Regions from separate parts of the Homo sapiens genome. Here regions 2 and 3 are each linked to region 1. Evidence: read pairs that join two places in POLR2A ChIA-PET (ENCODE). Cell type or tissue: GM12878. All regions are shown on one strand. Each heading gives the region's core, and the rest is flanking DNA. Links, peaks and the distances in the headings are about the cores only. Region 1 has its middle 5.4 kb from the start of LINC02539. Region 2 has its middle 20 kb from the start of LINC02865. Region 3 has its middle 32 kb from the start of WAKMAR2.

The links. ChIA-PET counts read pairs that join two places held together with the same protein. Peaks named below come from ENCODE experiments on the same cell type or tissue, not always from the same donor. Only the 100,000 strongest peaks of a DNase experiment are listed, where the experiment ranks them.
Region 2: POLR2A ChIA-PET joins it to region 1 with 8 read pairs; 2 of 35 experiments call an interaction of 5 or more read pairs at or near these places.
Region 3: POLR2A ChIA-PET joins it to region 1 with 5 read pairs; 2 of 35 experiments call an interaction of 5 or more read pairs at or near these places.

Annotation. Positions count from the first base shown.
Region 1 is chr6:137,741,004-137,747,819 of GRCh38, forward strand. No RefSeq gene overlaps it. Among named protein-coding and RNA genes, the nearest start is that of LINC02539, 5.4 kb to the left of the region's middle. RefSeq lists silencers at 22-71, 4,039-4,098. In GM12878, for the core only: no CTCF peak of the experiment used is centred there; DNase peaks (open chromatin) are centred at 3,978 and 5,376; H3K4me3 peaks cover 682 bases; H3K27ac peaks cover 1,921 bases.
Region 2 is chr6:137,921,463-137,928,278 of GRCh38, forward strand. No RefSeq gene overlaps it. Among named protein-coding and RNA genes, the nearest start is that of LINC02865, 20 kb to the right of the region's middle. RefSeq lists enhancers at 4,218-5,417, 6,263-6,502. In GM12878, for the core only: no CTCF peak of the experiment used is centred there; no DNase peak of the experiment used is centred there; H3K27ac peaks cover 2,591 bases.
Region 3 is chr6:137,896,711-137,903,526 of GRCh38, forward strand. No RefSeq gene overlaps it. Among named protein-coding and RNA genes, the nearest start is that of WAKMAR2, 32 kb to the left of the region's middle. In GM12878, for the core only: no CTCF peak of the experiment used is centred there; no DNase peak of the experiment used is centred there.

The DNA.
Region 1 (6,816 bases), core at 1,141-6,140:
GCCCAGGTAATGGAGAGTGATTTGGGCAGCTCCTCAGAGCACACCCTGCAGGCCACCTGCTGTCCTTACATTCTTAGCTTGAATGAGGGGCTCAGCCAGGGTGGAGTCGTGCTGGAAATCTAAATGCCTGTCCACCTGTTAGATATCCCAGCAGGAACTACACGGGAACCAGGACTGCTGCAATGCAACCCATGGAGAGATGAAATCCCAGATCAGCTAGCCCGGTGGGGAAACAGAAACCACACTGGACGGGAACTGTTTTCCCGTAAGTGCAATCACCTCTTGCTAGGCACTTGTTGATCATTCCCCACCTTTGTTTCTCCCTCACCTTCCTTTGAACCGCTTTTTGCCACAGATTCACTCTACCCAAGGAAAAAAAGTCAAGAGCAAAAATATGCAGCTTGTTTCTTTGGGGTTTTTTCCTTTAATATGGTTCTCTAGATGATGTACTTTATCAGGCTAACATGAGGCTTTACATGCTATGGGTGTTTTGTTTGTTTCTTATTATCGTCTGCAAATGGCAGAGAGTGGAGCTGACCTTTAGCACCTCCCTGCTAGACTGCTCTGCCACCACCAAGCATGGACTTTGGAGATGAGCATGCCCAGGCTGACTCTAGCTCTCCTACTAACTGATGACCCAGAGCAAGTGAATGAGCGTCTCAAAGCCTGTCTTCTCACCCAAGAACTGGGAATAAGAATGCCTCATCATAGTTGAGTGTGAGGCTTAAACACATGACTGTACTTACGGCCCCATGCAGAGTGGCAGGTATATAGTAAAAGTTAAGATCCCTTCTCAGAATGACTTCTTACTTAAGTTCTATTTTAAATCTCACTTTGCCTGGTCATCTTAACTCCAAGGTGTCTCAGCCTGTTTGGGCACTAATTGTGCATCAACCATTTATATACTTTTTAAATTGATTTTCTGTTTTGTCTCCCAAATTTAAGCTGGGACCACAGGTATACACCACCATGCCTGGCTATTTTTTTGCTTTTTTTTTTTTTTTTGGAGAGATGTTGTTTCACCATGTTGCCCAGACTGGTCTCAAACTCCTGGGCTCAAGCAATCCACCTGGCCTCTCTATGTGCTGGGATTACAGATGTGAGCCACTGTGCCCAGACTGAAAAATATTAATAGTAACATTCATGAGCCCATTCTGTGTGTCAGACACCATGCTAAGCACTTCACTTACCTAACCCTGACAACAACAAACTGAGTTAGGATATTAACCTCATTTTAGGAACCTAAAGGGTAAACCTTACTTTAGACAACTAGTGAGTGGCAGAACCAGAATTCACAAGAATGTCTGTCTCAATTCTAGCATCAGCTCTCTTAAACAGATGATGTCAGGCACATAGTAGGAACTCTAAAGTAATCAAAAAAAAAAAAAAAAGGCTGGACACAGTGGCTCACGCCTGTAATCCCAACACTTTGGGATTACGAGGCAGGCAGATCACCTGAGGTCAGGAGTTCGAGACCAGCCAGGCCAACATGGTGAAACCCCATCTCTACTAAAAATACAAAAAAAAAAAAAATTTGCTGGGTGTGGTGGTTCGCACCTATAATCCCAGCTACTTGGGAGGCTGAAGCAGGAAAATTGCTTGAACCCAGGAGGTGGAGGTTGCAGTGAGCCAAGATAGCGCAACTGCACTCATGCCTGGGTCTCAAAAAAAAAAAAAAAGAAAAAGAGGGTGAGGGGGTGTCTCGCTATGTTGCCCAGGCTGGTCTTGAACTCCTGGTCTCAAGTGATTCTCCTGCCTCGGCCTCCCAAAATGCTGGGAGTATAGGCATGAGCCACCATGCCTGGCCAGAACTTTATAGTAATCTTTAAAAATTATAAACAGATCCTGATCTATCAGATACCAAAGAAGACATAAATATGCACTTAATGACAAAGCTTATTTGAAAAAGACATGTATCAAAATCAAACGTATTCCATGATTATTTTTTAAATGTATTATTCTTTTTCTTTTTTCTATTAAATTCTCTCCAGTTAGGCTTATCCCTGCCCTTCCACTGAAATCGAACTTATTAAAATTATTCAAGACCACCATAGTACTAATTCAGTGGTCACTTCGCAGTGAGTCCTCTTCTTTTTCTTGGTCTCTCTGCAGAGCCAGATGTGGGCATTCAAGCCTTCTTTGAACTTTCTTCACTTTACTTCCAGAACACCATGGTCTCCTGGGTTTCCTCCTATCTCACCAGACAGCTCCTTTGCTGGCTCCTCTTCTCCTAGGCCTGTTATAGTTGATGTGTCCCTGGATGCAACCCTTGGCCTCTTCTGTATCTACACTCACCCACTGAATGATCTCATCCAGTCTGTTCTGCTCTCATATAACATAGTGTTTGTAAAAAAAAAAAAAAAAAAAAAAAAAACTCTGTGCCATGCAAAATACACACGGTAACAACCAAAGGTCTTATGCAAAAAATGTGATTGGGGCACAACACTTAAAAATGTCAGCAACTGGCCGGGCATGGTGGCTCCCACCTGTAATCCCAGCACTTTGGGAAGCCGGGGCAGGCAAATCACTTGAGCTCAGAAGTTCAAGACCAGCCTGGGCAACATGGTGAAATCCTGAATCTATTAAAAAAAAAATGCAGAAAATTAGCCGGGTGTGGTGGCATGCCCCTGGAGTCCCAACTACTCAGGAGGCTGAGGTGGCAGAATCACCTGAGCCTGGGATGTCGAAGCTACAGTGAGCTGTGACTGAGTCACTGCACTCCAGCCTGGGTGAAGGAGAGAGATCTTATCTCAAAATTAAAAAAAAGAAAGAAAGAAAGGAGATAACCTGATAAAAAGAATGGCACAGTTTCATACATATTAAATGGTTAAAAAATGAATAAATACTACAGTAAATCTCATAGTCTACCTTGACAAAGACCGGAAATTTGCTTGGGAAGGATTGCAGCTTATGAGTTAGTGTAAAGTGGTGGAAGGAAGGTTTTCTGAAATCAGTGGGGAAGTTACACCAACAGACATGAATAGGTGTAGCTCGTAACAGGGTGAACCGAGGTTAGCTGGTGGATGTTTTGAGGTGTGCTTGTGTGAATAATTTGAGTTTTTCTATACAGTTTGGTTCACCTGAGTGCAGTTTTTAATGCGTTCACTTAGTATTTCTTCCAGAATCAATAGCACATATGCAAATGCAAAATTTGCATTACGTTTAAATTGTTATTGAATATATTTATCTGTATTAGGTCTTCAAAGACTGTTTCTGAATAAAGTCACATTCACAGGTAACTGGACTTAAGATTTTAACTACGTTTTTGGGAGACATTTCAATCCATAACACAAAATATGTCCCCACATTTCTAGAAGTCCCACCTAATGTCTCACAAGGATCATTTTTTACCTTTTTATTGACAGCTACCCACAGTAAGAAAGATTCTCTGCCTCATCTCCCAGTGCACACACACACACACACACACACAACTGAAATGTTTCACAAAACTTACTTTGTGTGTTGCGATCAGATATTTTGTATTCTACTTGATCTACCATAGAAAAGAAAAAATGCTAGTCATGACCCACTCATTGATTTTATGACCCACTGATTATTTGTGACCTGCATTTTGAAAAACACCACTCTAGAATAAGGAAAAAAGTTCCTATCTTTAAGATTAGGTTAGGTTTTAAAAGATTGTTCCCGAGTATTTATTTGTAAGTAAAAAGCATGTGATTATTGTTGATTACATTGCACAGGATGCGATTTGATTTGCTGTGTGATAGACTTTTAGTCTTCAAAATACTTTTCACTGTTTTAAGGTTCATTCCATTTGCATTTCCAGCAGGCTTTCTCTCTCTCTGTCTCTCCCACTTTATTATATTATCTCACATTTGGGTCATTTTGTAATCGTTAACCTCTTCTTACCCACTGCTCTATCACTTACCAGACTTGACCGGGTTAATAGTGCTTATTAGTGTGTCCATGTCATCATGAATGTAGGAATGGGCAGGAAGCTAAGGGCCAATGGCTAAATGAACACTTGACTTTCACCATCTGTCATCCTGCAGATTTGAAAGTGGAGGTGCTTCTGCACTTTCAGCCGCTGCATGGTCTTTGTGGCCTTGGTGGTTTTTACCCTCCCTCCTCTTGCAGCCCCTTTGCATAGAGGGCTGTTATTAAGGAGTATAAACCTTGTCAGTGGGTAGCAGGTGCCAGCTCCTGCCTCCAGTGTTGCTTCTCACTCTGCCCCCGAGGTTGCATTGTGCCAGCCAAGGCCCTGAGGCCACTCTGCTAAAATGGGAAAAGTACCCCCAGCCTAGCCCTGCTCCCAACTCACTGGATAATTCCAAAGAAATACAACTCTGTGCTCCCAACTGCTCAGATATGTCATGGGAGATCAACCCTCCTTCAATGCTAATTTTGGAAAAGAGCATATTGCAAGTTTAGAGAATGTGCCCCTGTCATATCACATATTCATTGCAAAGTTAGAACCTAAACTCATGCTCCTGATGTTCCTGGGAGCTTTTCCATAAGCTATAATGACTCTTCACCTATTTCACAATATTGCTAAAGGCAGGTCCCGTTCATCTTCAAATAAACTGGGATGAGTAAAACTATTCATGAAATACTTACAATTTGCTAAAGATACTCAAGTCCTCAATCTGGTATAAATCTTAGCCAAGTTGTGATCTTTCTTTTCTCACAATTCTCTTGGCATTTTTTCCCAGCAACTTCTCCCCAACTACAGCCCCCCACCTCCACTATAGCTCACATTTCTCACATTTGAAATGAGAAATCTGAGCTTCGATCTCTCTGGTAGAACAATAAGAACAACCATTTTCCCTCTAGACTAAAATTCTCACCTCTCACAGTTCTAATCTTTCTAAAATTCAGCTCTGTGAGAATTGATGTATCCATTTAATGTGGTTTGCTTTTTCATCCTTAAAACACTGTTTACATTGATAGTGCTTTGCAAAATCTTTGTAAATCTGGATAGTGCTTTGTAGAATTCATATATATCTTTAAAATATTAAATATATATATGAATATCTCTTATGTGCTCATATAATAAATGGGGCTGAAATACATGAAATTACAAAATTTTTCATGTGTTTCCTAGTATTACAGGAATTACATTGGGAATAGTTTTTGTAATTTAATGAACATGTTTTAGACAGGATTATAGACTTTCTCTGATGATCAAAGCTTTTGTCAAGATTGGCTGACAACTGGACCTCTCTCTCTCTTACGTTCTCTTTTCTTTTCCTGGTTCTCACTTAAGCATCTCAAATTCTTCATAATTCTACATGTATGCTGTTAACTACTCAGCCTTCTGACTTATTGTAAATGTTTTTAGAAGTCAGAAGGTGTGCATATTCCTCTATTGAGTCTGCAGTCAATGCTTTCTGGAAGCTGGCTGCTGTTTGGGGGAACAGTAGAAGTTAAGGGGTTTCCCTATAATTTGCGCCGCTGACTGCACCATTCAATTCTTTTGGAAAGCCCCTCTCAGGGAAGCATTTTATACTTTAAAAACAAAGGTTTTTGTTTCTGCAGTGATACAGAACCTTGACATTTCAAAACTGAAAGGAACAAAAGTCAATGACCCAAGGAAAAACAATGATGAGAGAATAAGTAAACCAAGTCTAGTGTAAACAAAGGCAGAAAAATATATTTTATTATAGAAATAAGGTTTTTAAGGACAAGTAGGGGTTGGGTTAAACATAAAAAGGGGAGATTTTTTCCTTTTTAAATACTTGGCAACGTTTCCTAGACCAGCCTGCATTAGCCAACAATTTATTTCTGGTTCTTTGAAGTTACTGCTTTGACTCAAGTAGAGGTTTTTCCATTAATATCTAAAAATTATCTATTAGTCTAAAAAGTATTAAATAATAGAATCAAGTCATTATCTATTAAAATATTATCAGTATTTATTCCCGCTATTGTCAGACCTACACGTCGTCTCTTTGGGATGAAGCACTTATAATTACGTAAGGTAATTTTTTTAAATGCTATATTTATTCAGCTGCAAGTAACAGAGAAGCTAAATACAAGAGTTAGAATAGATATAAGTTTGCTTATTCTCTCACAACAGGAAGTTTCTTGGGTAGTTGCTGGAGTTGGTTCAGTTACTCAGTAATGGCAGGGCCAATGTCTCTGTAATTCCCTGGGCTTGGCCTTTCTCTCATTATTACCAGATAGCTGCTGAAGCTCCAATGATCAGGCTTGTGTCCACAAAAGGGAAGATGTATGTCTTCTTTAATGATGAAAGCAAGGCCGGGCACGGTGGCTCACGCCTGTAATCCCAGCACTTCGGGAGGCCGAGGTGAGTGGATCATGAGGTCAGGAGATCGAGACCACCCTGGCTAACACGGTGAAACCCCGTCTGTACTAAAAATACAAGAAAAAATTAGCCAGGCGTGGTGGCGGGCGCCTGTAGTCCCAGCTACTCAGGAGGCTGACGCAGGAGAATGGTGTGAACCTGGGAGGCGGAGCTTGCAATGAGTGGAGATCATGCCACTGCACTCCAGCCTGGGCGACAGAGCAAGACTCCATCTCAAAAAAAAAAAAAAAAATGATGAAAGCAAAGTTTTCAAAAACTCTCCAACAGATTTTTACTTCCATCTCATTGGTAAGAGCTGTCAATTAGCCACTCCAAGGAAGGATGGACTTTTAAGTAGAGGAAATGGAGAAGAAGGTTAAAATTAGTTGCTGAATCAGCCAACTCATAATGTCTGTCAGAGTTTTTTTGTGGACATTTCTGACACATGATATTATATAAATAATTCCTGGGAATAATTAATTGATGATTCTGAGTCACCTAACTTCAAAATATCAGTGTTACCCAGTCTTTAGATTTTACTGAAGATGAGA
Region 2 (6,816 bases), core at 704-5,703, 180 kb after region 1:
TAACCCTGGGTGACTTTGAGTGAATAAATTAATTAATTAATTCATTCATTCATTTATGTACTTATAAAGTAGCTGTTACGTGCCAGAAGTGTGTCAATCACTGGGGATATAGCAGTAATCAAAACAGAGAACCCCAAGCCCATGCCTGCTAGGGAAAGAGATGTTAAACAAAACACCAAAATACATGTAGAAATACAACTTAAGATAAGAATTGAGAAGGAGTGGTGTAACACGGGGGTCCCTCCTTTAGACTGAAGGGTCAGGGAGGACCTGTCGAAGTAATTAAACTGAAACTTAAAGGATGATTAGGAATTAGACAAAATGGTATGGGAAGAGGGCTTCAGACATTAATAACAGCAGGTGTGTGGGCTGGTGTTCGAGGGAAAGAGTGTTTAGAGAAGTGGGCATGGGAGTTACAAATATGGTACTTGCCCCATAATGATGAAAATGATGGCCCAAGGGATGCAAACCAGACATGAAGGGAAATGAAAGAGGGAGGTGCTGAAAAAGAAAAAAAGCGAGTGAGTACATTGGTGGTCTGACCAAGGCTGCTGAGATTGGAGAACGGTTTCAGCGAGGGACCTCAAGCCTGTGCACTTTCTCATTGGAGAAGTTCTTATTTGAAGTAGCAGTAGCAGTGATGTCCAGCGGGTGGCAGCTGGAGTGGATGGCTGAGGTAGAGTGTAGAAAACATGTATTGGCAATGAGGGGGTCCCAGGAAAGAGCCCATTCAATGGGCTCTATGTTGAATATGCCCCTGAATATTCACATTTCTAAGAAGAATGAAGACTGGTCCAGGTGCTAAAGTTTTTAATGAATGACAGGAAGTGACCAGGAGGCTTGCAGACAATCTCCTCTCTTCCCTGGGAGACCCCTCCGATTTTTGCTATAGGCAATAACAATATTCAGTTTTCTTAACTCTTTCAACGTGATGAAAAACACACTAGGCTTAAAATCAGAAGACCTAGGTTCAAGTTCTGGCCTGGTGACCCTCTCGATGTGCCCCTTTTTTTTGGACATGTCACTCTGAGCCTTTAGGTCTGGGTTTCCTCATCTGTGATTTATATAAATGACTCTCGAAGGGTGGTGGGAAGTGGGACGGGGAAGACATGCCTCCTTAGGGAAGTCCACCAGAATTTCGAGGGCAGTGGTTTTCAACCCACCTTGCACATGAGAATCACCTGGGGAACTTAAAAAAATTATAAGCCACCCATGAGATTCTGAATTTGGCCTGGGTTGGCCAGGTTTTGGAATTTTTTGAAAGGTCCCCCAGTGATTCTGATGGGCAGCTTGGGAACCACTGCTCAAGGGAAACATAGGTCATTTGAGATGATCTCCAACTTACACCACTAGAATATAAGCCTCGTTTTTCTGTTTTGTTCACAGAAATTACCTGAGTGCCCAGACTAGCTGACACAGCGTAGGCATTCAACAAATTGTGTTTGCATTTTACTCTGATTATAAAGCAGATCAGAGCACCATGCCCCAGGGACACGATAAAGTCAAAATTGTCACTGAATGTCCTATTCAACTACTTAATTCTTTGGTCAATCCTGGCCATAGAAATGTGGGTGACCCTGTAGCCCCAAGCAGAATTCTAAAAGATTAAGTTAGATTCATTTATATATAATGAACCTCCTTCAGAATGTTCCACACATGTACGTACACGTGGCCTCAACCTCACAAGGGGTCTGCATCCAGGGGATTTATTCATTAGACCCCTAGGGAGATCATGGCCCCTTTTCCTCTCTGTTCCCATTGCACCTTGACTCGGTTTTGCCCCTCAGCAATCAAAGAGTGTAGAGATTGCCTGTTTAAAAATCTCCCTATGATGCCCCTGTTTACAAGAAATTCCCTGAAGACAGAGAGTCTTCTATTTTCCTTCTAATTCCAGCACTTATTGATAATGACAATGATAATGATGATGATGTCCCTGGCTCTGAACCAATATTTTATCACTTAATGAATACATTTGAATACTGTCTGGGACACACTGGGGATTTTCCTCTGCTGTATTTCCCTTCCAGTAGAGAAAGAACCAGGATTAGACCACAGAGCCCAGTCAGAAATTTACTTGGTGGCTGGTGGTGGGGTCACTTAGATGCTGATATTTCCCTGGGATGAAGGTAAGAAGGAAGGGGTGAAAGGAAGCTTGGTGGACTCTGGCTCATGAAGACTGGCTGATGGGTTCAGGTTATTGCCCTTTTCCCAGCCTGTTTCGGGGAGGTCAGGGAACAAAAGCACCATGATGACTTTGGAAAGAAGGAGAGGTCTTACAGGGTCAGAGGGGTACATTAGCTGCAAATTTTTCCACTATGTGGCCTCCTAGAAATAACTGGAGTACGGGAATTAAAAAACTCAGTCCTCAGCCTTCTTCTGAACCAGCTGAGTGACACTGGGCAAGCCACTTAACCACTCAATGGCTAAAAGTTGTCGCTGTAATCACAGTGCCATAGTGCAAATCAAAACTAGGTAATACATGTAAAATCTCTTCACAATAAAACCCTTTCCATGCTCTGTGAAGTGATATAGATAGCAAAGCACTGTTCCCATTGTGTTCTGGTCACTTAGGTGTCCTGGAGTTTGCTGCATCAGCTATTTGGGCAGGGCCCTTGTGAGCAGCCCCAGGTCTAGCATAGAGCCTGGAAGTGAGCATTGTTGCGTGGGTTTGCAGCTTATGTTGCCTATAATTTTAGCTGTGAATGGTGCTTTTGTCTCTCTTGAAATCAGATAAGAGCCTAAGGGAAACAAGAACTTTCCAAGATACTGTCATCTATCCTTTCCCTCCACCAGCTGTAAGGTAATAATCAGAAGTTCCTTGAAAATGTTGATTTTCCTGCTGGACATCTGCTAGAACACTCCCGCCTGTGAACGCCCAGGACAGATCTGAGGGGGGCCCTGAAGGGTTGTGCATCATCCACAATGGCCTTTGCCTTTTCTATCCTTTGCAACTATTTCTCCACACCTTCTTTTGCACAAGACTGTAGCCTCTGTTTCTCTTCATTCATCATGATAAAATCCAAATTGCCCAATAGCTGCTACTGTGTAAGAACAGCTCTTCCTTCTTCAGAGAACCTTCCTGGACCACCTAGCTTTGGAGCTAGCTGAACTTTGACCTACCCCCTCCTACTCAAATCCTGTAAAGCATTTCATGTTCCTTCCCTAAGTTAGAAAGCTTCCTTGGAGTTTTCTCATGCCTGGCATTCTGGAGCAAAACTATGTTAATGATGCTGTAGTAATTTTCCTAGAATCTGGGTCTGAGAGGCCCAGATTTTTTTTTTATGGCAGTGGGTGCTAGGATGGGGTATTTCGTATTTTCAGACTTTTCTTCCATTGTCAGTAGAAAAAAAGACATATTTCCTTCTGTCCTTGCTGTTGTAATCATTTAGATGGCTCTGGGTCTTCTATACCAAATTACTATCGTTTTGTTATAGAATCAACTTCGATGACTGATCAAGTCTTCAGCCTTGTTTTAGACAAGGCCAGGACTAGGATAAGGTTAGTGAAGCACTTGCTTTTGAGCACAGTATTTAAGGAGATGGCCAAAAACTCAGTAACCAAGATAACTAGTATTTTAATGTGTCTTTTAAAAATAGACACTAATGCAAAAAAAATCCATGATGAGCAAAATATGATAATTTTAAATAAACCTGAGGTCAATATTATTGAGTTTTCTTTTTGCTCCAGGCTGCAATGTAACCTGGCATAGCACTGGCCTGGGATATCTATTTCTGATAGGTTTCCTTCATCAGGGTCTTTTCTGATTTACCAGACTGCTTCATTTTCTCTGTGGATCACGTACCTCCAGTGGGAGTTTCCCTAAGCCACAGCACCCTCAAAAGCCTTCAATGTGCTCTTCTCCTTCCTTTACCCGTGACTTCATCCTCATGTGCGTAACGGCAGCAGCCAACATTTCTCGCCAATGTGCCAGGCTCTGAGCTAAGATCTTCACATTCATTGTCAGCTAACCTCACAATGTGCACAGGTACCAATTCAACAGGTCCTGGTATTATCCCGGTTTTATGTTTTATAGCTGAGAAAGCTTCAGAGCGATGCTATCACAGCCATAGGTGGCACAGCTAGTGCACAGCAGAGCCACCCTCACCCACCCCTCTGTATTGCTCCTCACAGTTTCAGTCCTCAGTCTTTTCTTTCTTCTCGCCATTCACGAATCCCGTCAGTATTCACTTTCCAGGACCTGTCGACGTTTCTCTTTAAGAGCTTTCTGTTGGATTAGAAGCTCCACTGAAATTCATCTTGCTGAAATGCAAAGCTAGATGAAGGAACCTCAGAGAGAAAGCATTGATCCAAAGCAATTAATTCCCTCAATTTGCCGAATAGGAAACGGAGTCCTGGAAAGGTGATACGATTTGCCAGCCTTCCCTGTTGATGACGCGGCAGGATCACCTGCTCTGCCACTCTGCCTTTCCCCTCCCTTTCCACCAGACTCCAGCTCCTCTCCATACAGGACTGGGACCCCCAAAGTGTCCTGCCCACCCGAAGTTTTCCTCTCAGGCCTCCGGCTGTGTGCTTTGTTCCCAAAATTGCTCCAATTTCCTCCCCTTCGAGCCCACTTCCTCCCTAACCCCCAGACACAGGCATTGATCTCTTCTTTTGTGCTAGGGGTTTTGCTGATATTTGTAGGTGGCCCTCTGAAAAACATAAACAAAACTGGACCTGACTCAGAATAAAGTGGTAAAGCTGGAGGGAAAAGGGGGATGGGGCCCAGCTTCGGAGAGAAAATTACCTCCAAACTTTAGACTGCTGGTTGGCTTCCAAGTACAGTGTGTGGGGTGGATCACCATCACTAAACCAAGCCCACCTTTTAGGGGAAGGGGTATTATTCAAAACACCTCTTTATCCTGACCTGCCAGGACCAGTTCCCCTCCCCCGTGCCAGCTGTAGTTACAGCCCTCTGAGTCAACAAAGGGGTTGGGCTTGTAAGACTTCATTTATAAGCACCTAAATTCCCTTTCACTTACTCCCAGAAGCTCATTAATAGATCAGTTGGTCAACATCTTGGAATGTGCCTTGGAAAAGGATAGGATAGATGAAAGGAAAGTTTCCATGAGAGGAGAGGAATTTAAGGCCAAAGAGTAGCCTGAAATGTCCCAAGCTCTCATTAGAGATTGGCAGGCTCAGTTGTTGCATTGCTACACATGGTTCCTAAATTCCACCAACAGAGAAAGGTAGTCAGAGGTTTACCCAAAAAGACTGTCTGCTGGTCATGTTACTGCTTATGCTGGCAAATGATTAATAAGTTGGGAAGAAAAAAACCCAAAAGATTTGTTATAAAACATTCTGTGGAAACTTGGGGCAGAGATTGCACCCAAAAAATCAGCGATTTCAAGTTAATGGTGATCAGGTAAAGGAGATATTTTGAAGTAATGTGATGCAAAGCTACTACCACTGATTACAGAGTTTGACATCACTGCTCCAAGGTAGGAAACAGGAGATCAGTAGGAATTCTTTACCTTCCTTCCACTTTTCAAATGGAGGCGAAGAATTAGCTTCTATGAATCCTTTAGCAACTCATAGCAAGAAAGAGCTTTTCTCCTTGTCCTGGTCCAAATTAGCCACAGGCTGGAGTTATTGAGAGGAACAGCACATTGAAGTTGCACAGAAAGTTGTTTTCAGGGAGGACAGAAAAAAATGGAAACTGAATTGGGCAGACCATGTGCCTCCCTAAATCCAAAATTAAATCCACGATACATAATCTGCCTGCCTTCTCACATTGCACTGTGCTGGGTGGCCAAACATACCAAGGGGCTCCTGCTGAACTGGAAGCGGGCTGTCATCTTAGCCTCCATGAAAAGCTCATCTTTGAAAACTCATCTTTCCTTACGGGACTACTACATTTTACAAGGATTTTTTTTCTTCTAAATGCAATACATTGATGTTTACTTTTTAAACAAAAATGCTCATTATTGAATTTTTTTAGTTGATTCTACTTTTGCAGTTTGTGTAATTGACATCCTAGGTGACATGGAGATTCCTGTGGCTGCCTGACTCCAGGCAGTGGCTCCCAGAAGCTAGCAAGCAGAGCACACTGCCCAGAGTTGGGATATCAATACCCTTTGTGAAAACCACAAAATAGGCAATTTGAAAAGTAGAGAGAACTCTGAAGAGGAAAAAAGGTCCCTTGCCATTTTACTACTTTCAGCATTTTAATTAAAATGTATTTTTGTCAATGCAATGGTTGTTTCAGACATTTTAAGAAAACATCTTGATTCCAAACCCCGGGGTAAATTAAGTCAATAAACTTTTGAAGACTTGTGCCATGCTGCAGATGGACTTTAAAAGCCACTGGGGGGTGGGGAGAATGGGGGTTTCTAAATATAATAAACTTCCCAAAAAGGCAATTTCAAGCCTAACTGAAGTCATACTATTTTTGAAAGTGGAAATCCCCCTTTTCACCACACAACCCCGTGGTCGAGCCATCTAAGAATTCAGCTTCTGTGCCAGTGATAGGACAAAGCTCATCCTCTGCCGAATGCCACAGTCACTCCTCTTCCTTCCTGCCACCCACAGGGTCAGCAACAAGCACTATCAGTTAAACGTGACACCTGGTGTCTGCGGGCTGCCTCCGGTGGGAGCCAAATCCCACGTGTTGGTGTGGTTCCCACTTAAATAGATGTTTTCCTTTGAATCGTTTCTTTTCAACCTTGATTTCAGTTCTGTGCTAGTTTCTGGACTTTTGCCAGCACTTCTTCATAAAACAGCTTGTATTTGCTTTGAAAAACAAGAAAGGTTTGCATTTTGGAAAATATACTTCATACTTCATACTTCTAACCTTTACCATGGCCTGAAGGAAAA
Region 3 (6,816 bases), core at 1,240-6,239, 160 kb after region 1:
ACAAGAATGAGACCCTGTCTCAAAAAAAAAAAAAAAAAAAAAAAAAAAGCTTGGATTCCTAATATGAAATGACTAAGGAAAGAAGTAGAATAAATCTCTCTTGCACTGTCCTATCCACTCATCCCCTGCCTTTAAAACAGCACTTATGAGTGCTCTATCATCTTCCTAGTCCTGTGATTCAGTAAACTTCTGCTCTGGTTTTGGGGACCTGGACTTCATTCAAAGACTTGCTGGTGAAATCCTCCAGGTCCTGGCTGTTCCATGCCCCTTCACACCAACAGTTTCATGAAGGTGAAATTAATTAACGTATTGGTTGAATACTGAACTAGTTTACCGAATATGCTTCTCTGTGAATTCCAGTTTTATAGATTTTCCAGTAGAATAATGAGTCAGAATATAGGAAGTAGTTAGTACTCAACACTTTTCATGATCATCTTTAGAAAACATAACTTTTTAAATGACTTAAATTTAAGTTTAGAAAACTGAAAAGTCTGGTGGTAGTTTTATCCATTCTTGAGGGTTTAAAGACATCAACAAGTTTGTGGCTCTTAAAGTAGATACTTTAAAGTAAGAACAGTTATCACAGGTATTAAAAAGGAGCAGTCTTTTTTTTTTTTGAGGCGGAGTTTCACTCTTGTTACCCAGGCTGGAATGCAGTGGCGCGATCTCGGCTCACTGCAACCTCCGCCTCCTGGGTTCAAGCAATTCTCCTGCCTCAGCCTCCTGAGTAGCTGGGATTACAGGCATGTGCCACCACGCCCGGCTAATTTTTGTATTTTCAGTAGAGACGGGGTTTCTCCATGTTGGTCAGGCTGGTCTCGAACTCCCGACCTCAGGTGATCCGCCCACCTCGGCCTCCCAAAGTGCTGGGATTACAGGCGTGAGCCACCAGGCCTGGCCCATTTTATTTATTTATTTGTTTATTTATTTATTTTGGCAGTGAAAAAAAAAAAACTAAACAGGAGTAGTTTCAAAGAGTTGAGGGGAAATTGTTGACACAGAGGCCTCTGGCTCCACAAGAGGCTCAATCCCGTTGGCCCAGCACAAGCTACACACGTCCTCAGAGGCAGCAAAATCATTTGTGGGTCTGTGAAAAATGTACTGTAATTATTTAACCACTGAGTTTAGAGACATATTGCTTAAACCAACTTTATGCTTCTTTTGTTATCTATGTAGGATTTTGTATTTTTAAGAAAAGAACAGCTTGATATTTCATGTCTGAACAAAACACACGAATGTCTCTTCCAATCTAAAAGTAAATGAAAGATAATACCTGATTGTCAGAAAATTTGTTAATGATGTTATAATAATATAGCATGCATATATTCCAAGCCATCAGTAAAAGTTAGAAGATTATTCATTATTTAATATAAATGAAAATGAAATGAAATGTGCAGAAAAAAATTTTAATGAAAAAATTTTAATTAACCAAAAAAAGAGAAGAAGGTTAGAGAGTGTTCATTTGGAACCTCTTAAATCTGTCTAGTACACCATTGCCCATGCATCAGATTACTCCTCACCTGGTCCACCCCAAAAGCTCCATAACTAGTACTCTTACTTTCAGTCATAAGCCCTCCAAACCACTTGCCAAAGTGCAGCCAGTGGGATCTTTCTAAATATCCATGTAATTACGTTCTCCTCCTGGGGTCCATGGAACACCCTAGATCTGAAGGATTTCAGGGACAAAGACTTGAATGAAGTCCAGGTCTCTAAACTCTGAGCAGAATTCCACTGACCATAGGACTTGTTTTTAATGGCCCTCAATAGATTTCCAAAGTCCAGGTTCCTTAATGTGGCTCACAAGGCCCTTTGGTGATATGTGGCCCATGGCTCTCTGCCTCCATTCATACCCACAGAGAATCCAGGAATGCCCTGAGTCCTCAATCCAGAGCCTGCTTCTGCCATTCCCACCACCTGCACCACCTTTATTCCCTAGCCAAGCCCTATGCATCCTTCATGACTCAACTCTAGAGTCCTTTAATTCAAGAGGCACGTGGTCTCCCACTCTCCAATACAATTTAGCTGCTTTTCCTAGGTACTTCCTTGAAACCTGTGTACTTTCTGTCACGATTTTATAATTATTGATTAATGTTTATCATACATGTGAATTTCTCAAAGTAGAGGAACTTGATTTTTCTGTGTCTCAAATGCTTAACCCTACATCTGACACAGTATGGATTTTCTCTAAAAGTAAATGTTGAGATGATGTTTGAGATGTAAGATTTTTTTAGGGATCAGAATTTGTGTTTTGCCCAGTGTCTGCCCTCTATACCTCCAACCATGGGCTGAAAAAATGTTTAAATATGAGTAGTTTCTCTTGTGATGATCACCACTAATATACCTCAATTAGAAGGCATGTCACCATTGAATCAAATATTAATGAAGCATGTCAATCTGAATTTGCATGATGTACAAATATTTTTGTGATTTTTTTAGAAGTCCAGCTTTGTTATAAAGAGGAGGTTTTTGCATAGGATTTCTTCATCAAGGTAGTGCCTTAAACGCTAATAGCTAGTTGACCCATACAAAACAACTCTAGAATTAAAGAGTGACATTTTGAAGATTTCCTTTTTTCCCTTGCTCAGGATATTCGGTTCTTCGTTTGCTCCAAAATATCTCACCCTCCTCCCACCCAAATTTATTTTTTATGTTCCCTTTTAACAACATTTATTGAGTGCCTCATATATTGCAAGCATTGGAGATGCAAAAGTAAATAGGACACATCCATCCCTTGAAGAGCTCCCATTCAGAGAAACAAAAGTAAATGTAGCTGGGCAGGGGGTTCACGCCTGTAATATTAGCACTTTGGGAGGCCAAGGTGGGAGGATCACGTGAAATTAGGAGTTCGAGACCAGCCTGACGAACATGGTAAAACCCAGTCTCTACTAAAAATACAAAACTTAGCCAGGTGTGGTGGTGCAGGCCTGTAATTCCAGCTACTCAGGAGGCTGAGGCACCAGAATCTCTTGAACCGAAGAGGCGGAGGCTGCAGTGAACTGAGATTGTGCCACTGCACTCCACCCTCGGTGACACAGGCAGACTCTGTCTCAAAAAAAAAATAATAATAAAGTAAATGTAAAAAAGGTAAAATCATGGGGAAAATATGATCATCAGTTGAAACTGGACTGGTGGAAAACAATACCATGTTAGAAATTCTAAGCAGGAAAGGATTTTTTATAGGAAATGTGATGCTAAGATAACTTCTCTTGCTGGGCAAGAGAAGCTCAGGATAAATTGCTGATGATTTTCAAAAGTATGAAAATTCAGGAATTACATTTGATGACATTTTCTTCCTGCCTACATCCACTACCTACAGCTGTCATGAGAAGATAATGGTTTCTCCTTCTCCTTTGCTTTCCAGATCTCTGGTGATTTTTTCTTGGAGGTGAGCCCTAAACAAGAACTCTGCTAGAAACACAGGTCAGGCAATGTTGTTTCCAGGCTTTCAGCCTCAACAGAGAAAGGGAAGCTGGGAAGGGCTCTTGAAGGTGGTGGCAACTAACACTGCCATGTACTATGTATATTGGGGTGGGTGACTTCTCTACCCTGAAGTAGCCAAGCCGACTTTCAGTCTGCAGAAAGGCTATAGGATGTGTATTCCAAAAAACTAGAAGAGATTTGAAATGTTCCTAGCACAAAGAAATGATAACTATGTGAGGTCACAGATATCTTAATTATTCTGACTGGATCACTACACATCGTACGCATGTATCAAAATATCACACGTATCACATATAGGCATACAATTATGTTTCAATATAACAATTAAATTCTTTTAAAAAAGAGATCCTATACAGAGCTTTCCCTTTGATAGGTCTATGCCTAGCTAAGAAACATATTCTCACATTGCTCAAAGGTCCTTTACATCTACTGATTTTTTTTTTTTTTTTTTGAGACAAAGTCCCACTCTGTCGCCCAGGCTGGAGTGTGGTGGTATGATCTCAGCTCACTGTAACCTCTGCCTCCTGGGTTCAAGCAATTCTCCTGTCTCAGCCTCCCAAGTAGCTGGGATTACAGGCATATGCCACCACGGCTAGCTAATTTTTTGTATTTTGGGTACAGAGTGGTCTCAAACTCCTGACCTCAAGTAATCTGTCTGCCTTGGCCTCCCAAAGTGCTGGGATTATAGGCATGAGCCACCATGCTTGGCCTTACATCTACTGACTTTTATCCTTCTAACTACATAGGATGTAATATTTATGTGTTTTGAGTAATTATTTGGGGGTTAAAGTGTCGTCCTAGGAGGTCTAACACATCAATCCTTCATACCAAAGAGTTGACTGCTTCCTGAAATGAATTATAAGGTCTGTTCAAAGTGAAGGTTAGCCACCCCACCCCCCAGGGTAAAGAACATTAAAATGAGAGATAAGGTCTGAGTTCACATCCTAAAAAGGCCATTTATTAAACATAAATACGTCATTAGTCTTCTTAAAGACAGTTTCCTCTTTAGTGAAACAGAGATTTAATAAGCCTCCCCTCCTATCTCAAAGAGTTATTTTAAGATTCAAAACTAGAATGGGAAAATATATATAAAGATATTTTTGTAAATCATAAATGTTATAAAGGTCAGAACCCAAGAAGGCTTACCTGGAAAGTTTGCAGGATCTTGGCAAGGGAGACATGAGGACAGGAAAAGAAGCCAGAATTACTGGGGACTAACCTTTCTGTAGAACTGGGACCTGAGATGGATAGCTAGATTTTCAAGTTATAGTGTCAAAAGGGATATAGTAAGCTTGACACGGTATCAGTATCTAAGAGGTCCAATCTGGGGCAAAACAGACTGTCCAGCCAATGGTGAATTTTGGAATCAGGCATTCGGCAGGGTTGACTGAGATCTAGTTGTTTGGATTGATATCTCAACAGCAGATCAAAGTCCAGACAGTAATATCCCCCACATAGTAGCTTGGCATGGAGTAGGCAATCAATATATTTTTATTGACTTGACCTACTGATAAACAGAATAAAGGAACACATATCTGGCAATAAGATATCATGTTGTCAAGACCCCAGAGAACCTGAGTGCAGTTCATGAGCTGGCTCCAGGCCCAGATAGGGATTTCAGTGTTAACCAGGGCAAGCTGCCTAGTGACATGGACAGAGCAAGCTCAGTGAAGGCCAGGAGGAAGAGAAAGGATACAGCTCAAGGGGCTCAAAGACGTTGAAGCTCACCCCAGACGCAATGGCCTTGGATCCAGCACAAATTCAAAATTGTACCTATGAGTAGGGTTACAGCATCTGATGTACTTCAAGGCTTGGTCAGGCTAGCTGCGTCAGGACCAGGATGGAGCTAAGAATGAAGGTGGCGGGTGCCCAAAGCTTAACAGAAAGTGAAAATACATATTAATATATTATTCACTGAGTTTTTAAATATTAACTATTCACCTAAAAAATTAATATTTTTATTTGGGAGGCAAAGGGAGTTTAATTTGGATTTGTTTTAATAATCAGCTTAATAGGTACTAAAATTTCTGTTTTTAAAGAATATTTAATGGCATGGGAAATTCTAATGAAGTAATCAAAGAGTTGGTAAATAGTATATGCTACTATGGTCAGAATTCTTTGTGTGCATATTACTTGTATACAGATATAGATAAAGAGAAAATTGGACATATCTTGCAGAGACTGATAAAAAGTTGTAGAAGGAAATATACCAAAATATATTTAACAATAATTTCTGGATGGTAATGCCTATAAATTACTTCTGTTTTGTTCTTTGTAATATCGGGTGTTTTTACAATTCCTGACAATAAGTTTACATTACTTTTATAATCTTTTTTAAAAGATTTTCTGCAAACCTATCTCTTATAGTATCTCTACAATTCACAGAGAAAGAAGGAATACTCCACAGCTCATTCTATGAATTCAATATGACCTCGCTATCAAAATTAGACAAGAATGGAATAAGAAAGGAAAATTACAAGCCAAACTAGGCCATCGATGTATATATACAGGCCCAAATCAACCATCAAGTTTTTTTTTTTCAACATAAAAGAAACAAACTCTTGGAAAACCAAGTCTAACTGTGTTTAGAAAGATAATACACTAAGAGCTAGCTGTCTTCATCCTACAAGAACAATTTATCATAAATAATAGTTTCGTACTGGCATAAGAACAGACAAATTTTCAGTGGAATAGAATGGAGAGGCCAGTTAACAGGGTGTAGATGACATCTCAACAGTCTTGACTTGGATTTCCTTGCTCACCAGTGAGACTATCACTTCATATGACACATTTATACATGGAAATTTGTCACATGATGGGGGTGACATAGTTGAGCAGTAGAGAAAGGAAGGAATCTTTAAAAAGTACAGTTGGAAAACTGATTATAAATATAGATAAAATTGAATTTGGATTCCTAGCTCCTAGTCTGCTTAAAAATCAATTACAGACAGAGTAAGGAATTTATATGTCAAAAACAAAACTTTATGAGAGGAATATATATGGGTAAATAGTTTTCTGACTTGAGAATAGAAAAGAATTCCTTAAACAAGACCAAATATGATATCCTAAAAGAACATATTGACAAATGCGTTGAACAACTACACTACACTCCAGGTCCTCCCTCCAAAATCCTAAACCCAAATCTCATCACGTTTTTCAGTGAAATAAAAATACCTTCTGTTTCCAGCAAGCATCCTCCATAAAAGGCTTTGAAGTTATTAATATAATTAGCAAAAAATTCAGTACAGTATCTATTTTTAAACAGCGGTATTAAATTATAAGAACTATTTGTCCATTTACCCTAGTTCCTTGGAAGGCCGTGCGGAAGAATCAAATGCGCAAAGGTTAAAGCCCACAATTTTCTTCTTGAAGTAA